Regions from separate parts of the Homo sapiens genome. Here region 2 is linked to region 1. The links are chromatin contacts, found by Hi-C or POLR2A ChIA-PET in ENCODE. All regions are on one chromosome and are shown on one strand. The core of a region is the stretch at or near the end of the contact, and the rest is flanking DNA. Distances in the headings are between cores, read along the strand shown. Region 1 overlaps BORCS5 (BLOC-1 related complex subunit 5). Region 2 overlaps DUSP16 (dual specificity phosphatase 16).

Region 1 (2,923 bases), core at 299-2,798:
CAAAAAAATTTAAAAATTAGCCAGGTAGGTGGCACACCTGTAGTCCTGGTTACTTGAGAGGCTGAAGTGGGAGGATCACTTGAGCCCAGGAGTTTGAGGCTACCGGAAGCTATGATTGTGGTATTGCACTCCAGCCTGGGCAACAGAAGGAGACCAGGGAGACCCTGTCTCTAAAACAAGATTGTTCGGCCGTGGGCTGCATGCAGTCCAGGACAGCTTTGAGTGTGGCCTAATATAAATTTGTAAGCTTTCTTAAAATATTATGAGTTTTTTTTGTTGTTGTTGTTTTTAAGCTCATTAGCTATCCTCAGCATTAATATGTTTATGTGTGGCCCAAGACAATTCTTCCAATGTGGCTGGGAAGCCAAAATATTGGACAACCCTGCTCTAAAATAAACAAACAGAATATTTAACACAGTTGAAATCATATTGAATATAAACTATTATAGCTTGATTTTTTTTTAACTTATTGTTAGATCTGTTCCTAATGTCACTTGGTTTTCATTGGCAGGAGGACTTAAACCAAGCAAAATTTACCATGGAACCTTGCATCAGGCCTTCTGAATCTCAAAGCTGGGCTGCAGATGCATTTTAGGAATCTAAGTTCGAAGATGACACAGATGTTCAAAATTTAGTGTACCCCTGGGCACACAATAGACTGTATTTCCCAGCCTCTTTGGAGTTAGCTGTGGCCATGTAATTGAGTTCTAGCCGAAGTCATAGGCAACACTCATAGGTTTGGCCCGTAAGAACCTCCTAACTGTGCTAGTCCACTCTTTTTTCCCTTTTGCCACTGGACACTATCAGCAAGGTGGTCTTTGGGGACGGCAGAGCCACAAGATAGAAGGAAACTGAGTCCCTGAACTCAATGGAGGAGAGTCACCTGCTAACCAGAAACACCCACCTTGAACAAGAGCAACAAATAAACTTCTGTTGCATTTGATCCATTACACATCTTTGAGTCTACTTACAGCTGTAGCCTAGCTTACTCTACCTAATGCAACCCTCATAACCTTTATTTTCTCTGATAGAATGAGAAAACTTATCAGTCCCTAGGATGAGATAATTGAAGAATATAAAGTTGTTCATTAAACAAGTATTTATTCAACATCTACTACATGCCAGGCATTGTTCTAGGCACTGCAGCAATGTTCAATTTGCTAAAATTCTTGTTTCTCTTCATTGGAAGTGATACAGGACAGGGAATATCTTTTCCCAGCCCTGGTTTCATTTCCATAACCCAGGAGCCCTCAATACTGGCTAGTTGGCTTAGAGACTACAGGTGCTCTGGGGTTCCTCACAAGAGAGGAGGCTGCATGGGACCTCTGACACTGCCCGCTCTGGTGGACTGGAAATGAGCAGGGGAGGGAGAAGAACAGGGGCTCTAGAACCTGGCACTGGGAAAGCTGGCAGAGCCAGCTGTCTGAGGGCATGTCTAGGGCAGGCAAACTGGGGGGAAATGGGGCTGCTGTTCACACATGCTCATATGTCATTGTCCAAAAGCGGAATGGAGTTAAATCTCAGAGCAGTCAAATAACCGGGCTCTGCTCATGCCTTGCCAAAAAACACAAGCCTACATTTCCAACAGGCAAGTAATAAACTAGATTCGGCCCTCTTCCAGGATTTCTGGCTTTTGGCAGGACAGTGCTGGTGCAAAGGAAGTGTGGGGCCAGGCCCAAGGAAGCCCTGTGCAGCATACCTTACAGTCCGCCGAACCAGAAGCAGCCCACTCCCCCACCTGGATTTCCTGCCACCCAGGGGACCAGTTGTATTTCTTACAGAAAAGAAAGGTTGCCCAAAGGACAAGAAGGGGGGAAACTATAATTACACTGTAAGGTTTCAACCTGGAATTGATGCCAGAGTAACTTGTGACATTCTATGGGAACATAAAATTTTCTTGAAATGTCTTGCCTCAGGATTTCAGCAAAAAGAAGCCGACATCTCAATGTTCTTGTCAAAATTTGCAGCTTTGCAATAGGTACTCCCAACTCATTTTATAATTTCAGGTCAAGAAAGAAGCAACTGAAGCCAAAATATATTTAAAAGCGGCCACAGGACTCTAACAATGTTGTCATTTAAAGGAGATTCGGTTCACAGTGTCAGGGCGATAGCAACAGTTTCACCTGGCCAACAGCTCACGCTAACCAGGCTTTTAACCAAAGGAGCTCAAAGTGAATGCTAATGCCAGTTCAGACAGTGATGCTCTGTGCAACACTCGGAACTACTCATTTAATCTGGATCAGTCTCTCTCCCTGGGAGGACACACAGTACAGGAAGTCAGGTCAAATACTTGGAAAATGACTCCAGCTGGGTCTTAAACATTACGGTACCGATGACAGAAAGAAATCCCTGCCCAGCCCTGTGTGCAGGCCCATGAATGGCAACTCTCGTGCATTCCTTCAAACACCAGTTGAGGACCTACCATGTAAAAAAAGGAATAACCAAAAATGAAATGAAGGACTCCAAAGAGGCAGAACATAAGTAGTATGGTGCAGTGGAAAAGATGACTCACCTTCTAATACCATCTTAGTCATTATCTAATGGAAAGATACCCAGCAAATCCCATATACACTCGAAGATCCTTGGTTTCTTTATTTGCACAATGAAAGGGCTAAATTAGAGAAACCTTAGGGCCTCTTCATAATCCTGTGTAATCATATGGCTTTCCAAGGATTGCAAGTTTTTCTTACCAGTTCATCTGAACCCCCTCCATGCTTCATACTGGTTTATGTCAATACACTATGCTTATCAACACATCTAAGAATTAAAACAGGAGTTACTAGAATCATATCATGAATGTACTCTCAAGGCCTTCAAGCAAGCACACAGGAACTGTAACAAAATAAAGCTTGTGGCTTTATCTTAGTTACAAAGGCGTTCTAATCTATGACACATTTACCCACTGACAGCAACTAGAATGAGG
Region 2 (3,209 bases), core at 519-3,018, 60 kb before region 1:
ACCCCATGAATATCATCAGCAAGGCTGTCCCTGCATCCAAGGGAGAGTTGAAAGTAATTCCATAGGATTTAGAAAAGTAGACTTATAACCTGGCTCTTCCGGTTATTATATTACGTGATTCTGAGCCTATATTATGTGATTCTGAGCCTTATCTATAAATGGGATTAGTAGTAACACCTATCTCATAGGGCAGCTGTAAGAGTGTGTAAATACCTATAGAGTGCTTAGAGCAATGTTTGTCACGCAGTAAGTGTTCAGTACATTCTAGGATTACATACATTATTTATAAAAATAATCATTTATAAGGTTCAAATGAAATTCAAGTGGTGTTTCCTTGGATTCTCTGTTTTCTCTTTGAGAACATTTATTGGAATATTGTTTTGTTGGATGTATGTATGTATTTTTTTGAGACAGGGTCTCACTTTGTCACCCAGGCTGGAGTGCAGTGGTGCGATCACAGCTCACTGCATCATCAACCTCCTGGGCTCAAACAGTCCTCCCACCTCAGCCTCTCAAGTAGCTGGAACTACAGGAATACTCCACCATGCCTGGCTAATTTTTTCTTTCTTTCTTTTTTTTTTTTTTTTTTTTTAACAGAGATTGGGTTTATCCATGTTGCCCAAGCTGTTTTGTTGAATTTAAATGACAACCATTCCAGGAACTGTTTTAGAGCCAGAATTGAAAAATATATGAAGACAGTTCTTTAGAGAAACACCAGAACTGGCAGGGCGCAGTGGCTCATGCCTGTAAACCCAGCACTGTGGGAGGCCAAGGTGGGTAGATCACTTGTGCCTAGGAGTTTGAGACCAGCCTGGGCAACATAGGAAGGACCCTGTCTCTACAAAAATACAAAAATTAGCTGGGCGTGGTGGTGTTCCCCTGTAGCCCTGGCTACTCGGGAAGCTGAGGTGGGAGGATCACTTGAGCCTGGGAGGCAGAGGTTGCAGTGAGCTGAGATCATGCCACTCCAGCCTAGGCAACAGAGTGAGACCCTGTCTTTAAGAAAAAAAAGAGAAACACCAAAACTACATGTTAATAGACACCACATTAAAATTTAACATCATACAATTTAATTGTAATTAAAATAGTGCCTGACAGTTGTTAGGTTGGGTAGGTGTAAGAAAAGCAAAGAATGATGAGAATCTTTAACATTTATTGTTACAAGAACTACCTTGGGGAAAAAACTCACTTAAATAATGACTGTGTTATTCAATTAGAGAGACTGAAAAGGAACAAAACACGAATAGAAACAAAAGCATAAATTCTAAACAGTGGGCACTTATATACCAATATTGGCTGACCCCCTTTTTTTGAGATTGTCTGTGGGTTGTACTTGTAAGTACAGGAGTTCTGATTGACTCCATTTCAGTAGTTGCTTTGACCCTAGCGTAGCATTTTGTAAGTGTGAATTCTACTAGCTATTAATATATTTTAGGGGGAATTCCATGGTCAGATAAGTTTGGGGAAACTTACTAGACTTCAATAAATGAAACCAGTTTCTTTGAAAATACTTTTTAGAACCTTTAGTAAGTTAACATGTGCTCTGACTCTGCCAGGGAGCTAGGATATACAATATTTCTCTCACTTTTTAGACCGCTATCCTGTCTGTCAGCTTCTTGCAGGACGCCAGTGCTCTGGGGCACACTTTGGGAAGTTAACCTTACAGGCATTCCTTTTTCCACTTTTTGTCTCAGATGAATACTAAGGAGGTGTAGCTAAACAGCCGCAGCTCAAAGGTGGAGGAAGGCCCCACAGATGGCGCTAGATACTGAATGTTTGATCACCGTAACAAAAAAACGGGGAGGCCGAGGTGGGCAGATCACCTGAGGTCAGGAGTTCATGACCAGCCTGGCCAACTTGATGAAACCCTGTCTCTACTAAAAATAAAAAATTAGCCAAATGTGGTGGCATGCGCCTGTAGTCCCAGCTACTCGGGAGGCTGAGGCAGGAGAATCGCTTGAACCCGGGAAGCGGAGGTTGCAGTGAGCCAAGATCGCGCCACTGCACTCTAGCCTGGGCGACAGAGTGAGACTCTGTCTCAAAAAAAAAAAAAAAAAAAGCAATAACCAGTGATACCTCCTGAGTGCTTTACTATACGCCAGGCACAAAATACTTTTGATATACTAACTAATTATCTCAACAACTCTGTGAGATAGGTGTGATCATTATCCTCATTTTATAGATGAGGAAATTAGAGTAGGAGGGGCTTAAGTAACTTGACAAATCAGACAACTAGAAAGTGGTAAAGCCAGGACAGGAACTCAGGTACAAGGGCTTGTGTTCTTACTTCCTCTGCTGTATGATCATGGGGCTTGCCCACATGTGTATGCTGTATGTACCGTGGCTTCTACGTGTGCATGCATGGGGCGGTGTGAGGGTGGTATTCTTGGACAAGAGAACGGCATGGAAATGTGAAATAACAATGAGTTTTATGTGGCTGGAGGTCATCATTGGAAACGGTAAGAAATGAAACTGGAGGCCAAGGCAGGTGGATCACCTGAGGTCAGGAGTTCCAGATCAGCCTGACCAACATGGAGAAACCCCGTCTCTACTAAAAATACAAAATTAGCCGAGGGTGGTGGTGCATACCTGTAGTCCCAGCTACTCAGGAAGCTGAGGCAGGAGAATCTCTTGAACTCGGGAGGCGGAGATTGCAGTGAGCTGAGATCATGCCATCGCACTCTAGCCTGGGCAACAAGAGCAAAACTTCGTCTCAAAAAAAAAAAAAAAAAATGAAACCATGAAACTGTAAGGTGCAGGTATCCTGAGGGCCTGTGACACAAAGGAATTTGTGATTTCTATAATGGATCCATGTATTCTGCCTATCAGATTACCTTAAGAACTTCAGTAAGTGGAAGAGCTTTAACTGCTTCTGTGTTAAAAAATATATAGAAAGACACTTGGTCAGGTTGGAGGCCAGGCCACTCTTTTTACATTCTGCAGGTGGCATAGTTGTCAACTGCCTACCATTCTAACTTGTTGCATTGAGGACCCTGCACTGAGCCTAGACAGTAGAGACAGGCGTCTGGCTGAATTATGCTTGAATTAAACATAATACAGGGCATAATGAAAGATGATTCCCTCTCAACTTCCTGCACTTCTAGCAGTTTTCAAGGGCATATTTTGTGTGTTTCTTGAAGTGGGAGAAAGTCTAATACAATATAACTCAAAGAGATGAAGATAAATACTTGAGTCAGATTTCAGGATCT

The links. Hi-C counts contacts between places; a loop is a spot of excess contacts on that map. ChIA-PET counts read pairs that join two places held with the same protein, here RNA polymerase II (POLR2A). Pooled maps may share reads with other maps.
Region 2: a map of cardiac septum shows a loop between it and region 1 (2.3-fold over the local background). The contact joins two enhancer-like sites. A Hi-C loop is called at or near these places in 2 of 168 maps with a recorded cell type or tissue (cardiac septum and mammary epithelial cell) and 8 of 50 pooled maps. POLR2A ChIA-PET finds 5 or more read pairs at or near these places in 15 of 52 experiments (A673, CD4-positive, alpha-beta T cell, CD4-positive, alpha-beta memory T cell and 11 more).

What each region holds. Positions count from the first base shown.
Region 1 is chr12:12,442,301-12,445,223 of GRCh38, reverse strand. The region is part of intron 3 of BORCS5 (BLOC-1 related complex subunit 5); the gene reads right to left. Among named protein-coding and RNA genes, the nearest start is that of BORCS5, 87 kb to the right of the region's middle. Within about 2 kb of position 1,548, at least 18 of the 41 ENCODE cell types and tissues checked have a DNase peak (open chromatin) inside an H3K27ac peak, as active enhancers do; they include CD4-positive, alpha-beta T cell, where a contact is called at or near this core.
Region 2 is chr12:12,502,075-12,505,283 of GRCh38, reverse strand. The region is part of intron 3 of DUSP16 (dual specificity phosphatase 16); the gene reads left to right. Among named protein-coding and RNA genes, the nearest start is that of DUSP16, 59 kb to the left of the region's middle. Within about 2 kb of position 1,768, at least 2 of the 41 ENCODE cell types and tissues checked have a DNase peak (open chromatin) inside an H3K27ac peak, as active enhancers do; they include CD4-positive, alpha-beta T cell, where a contact is called at or near this core.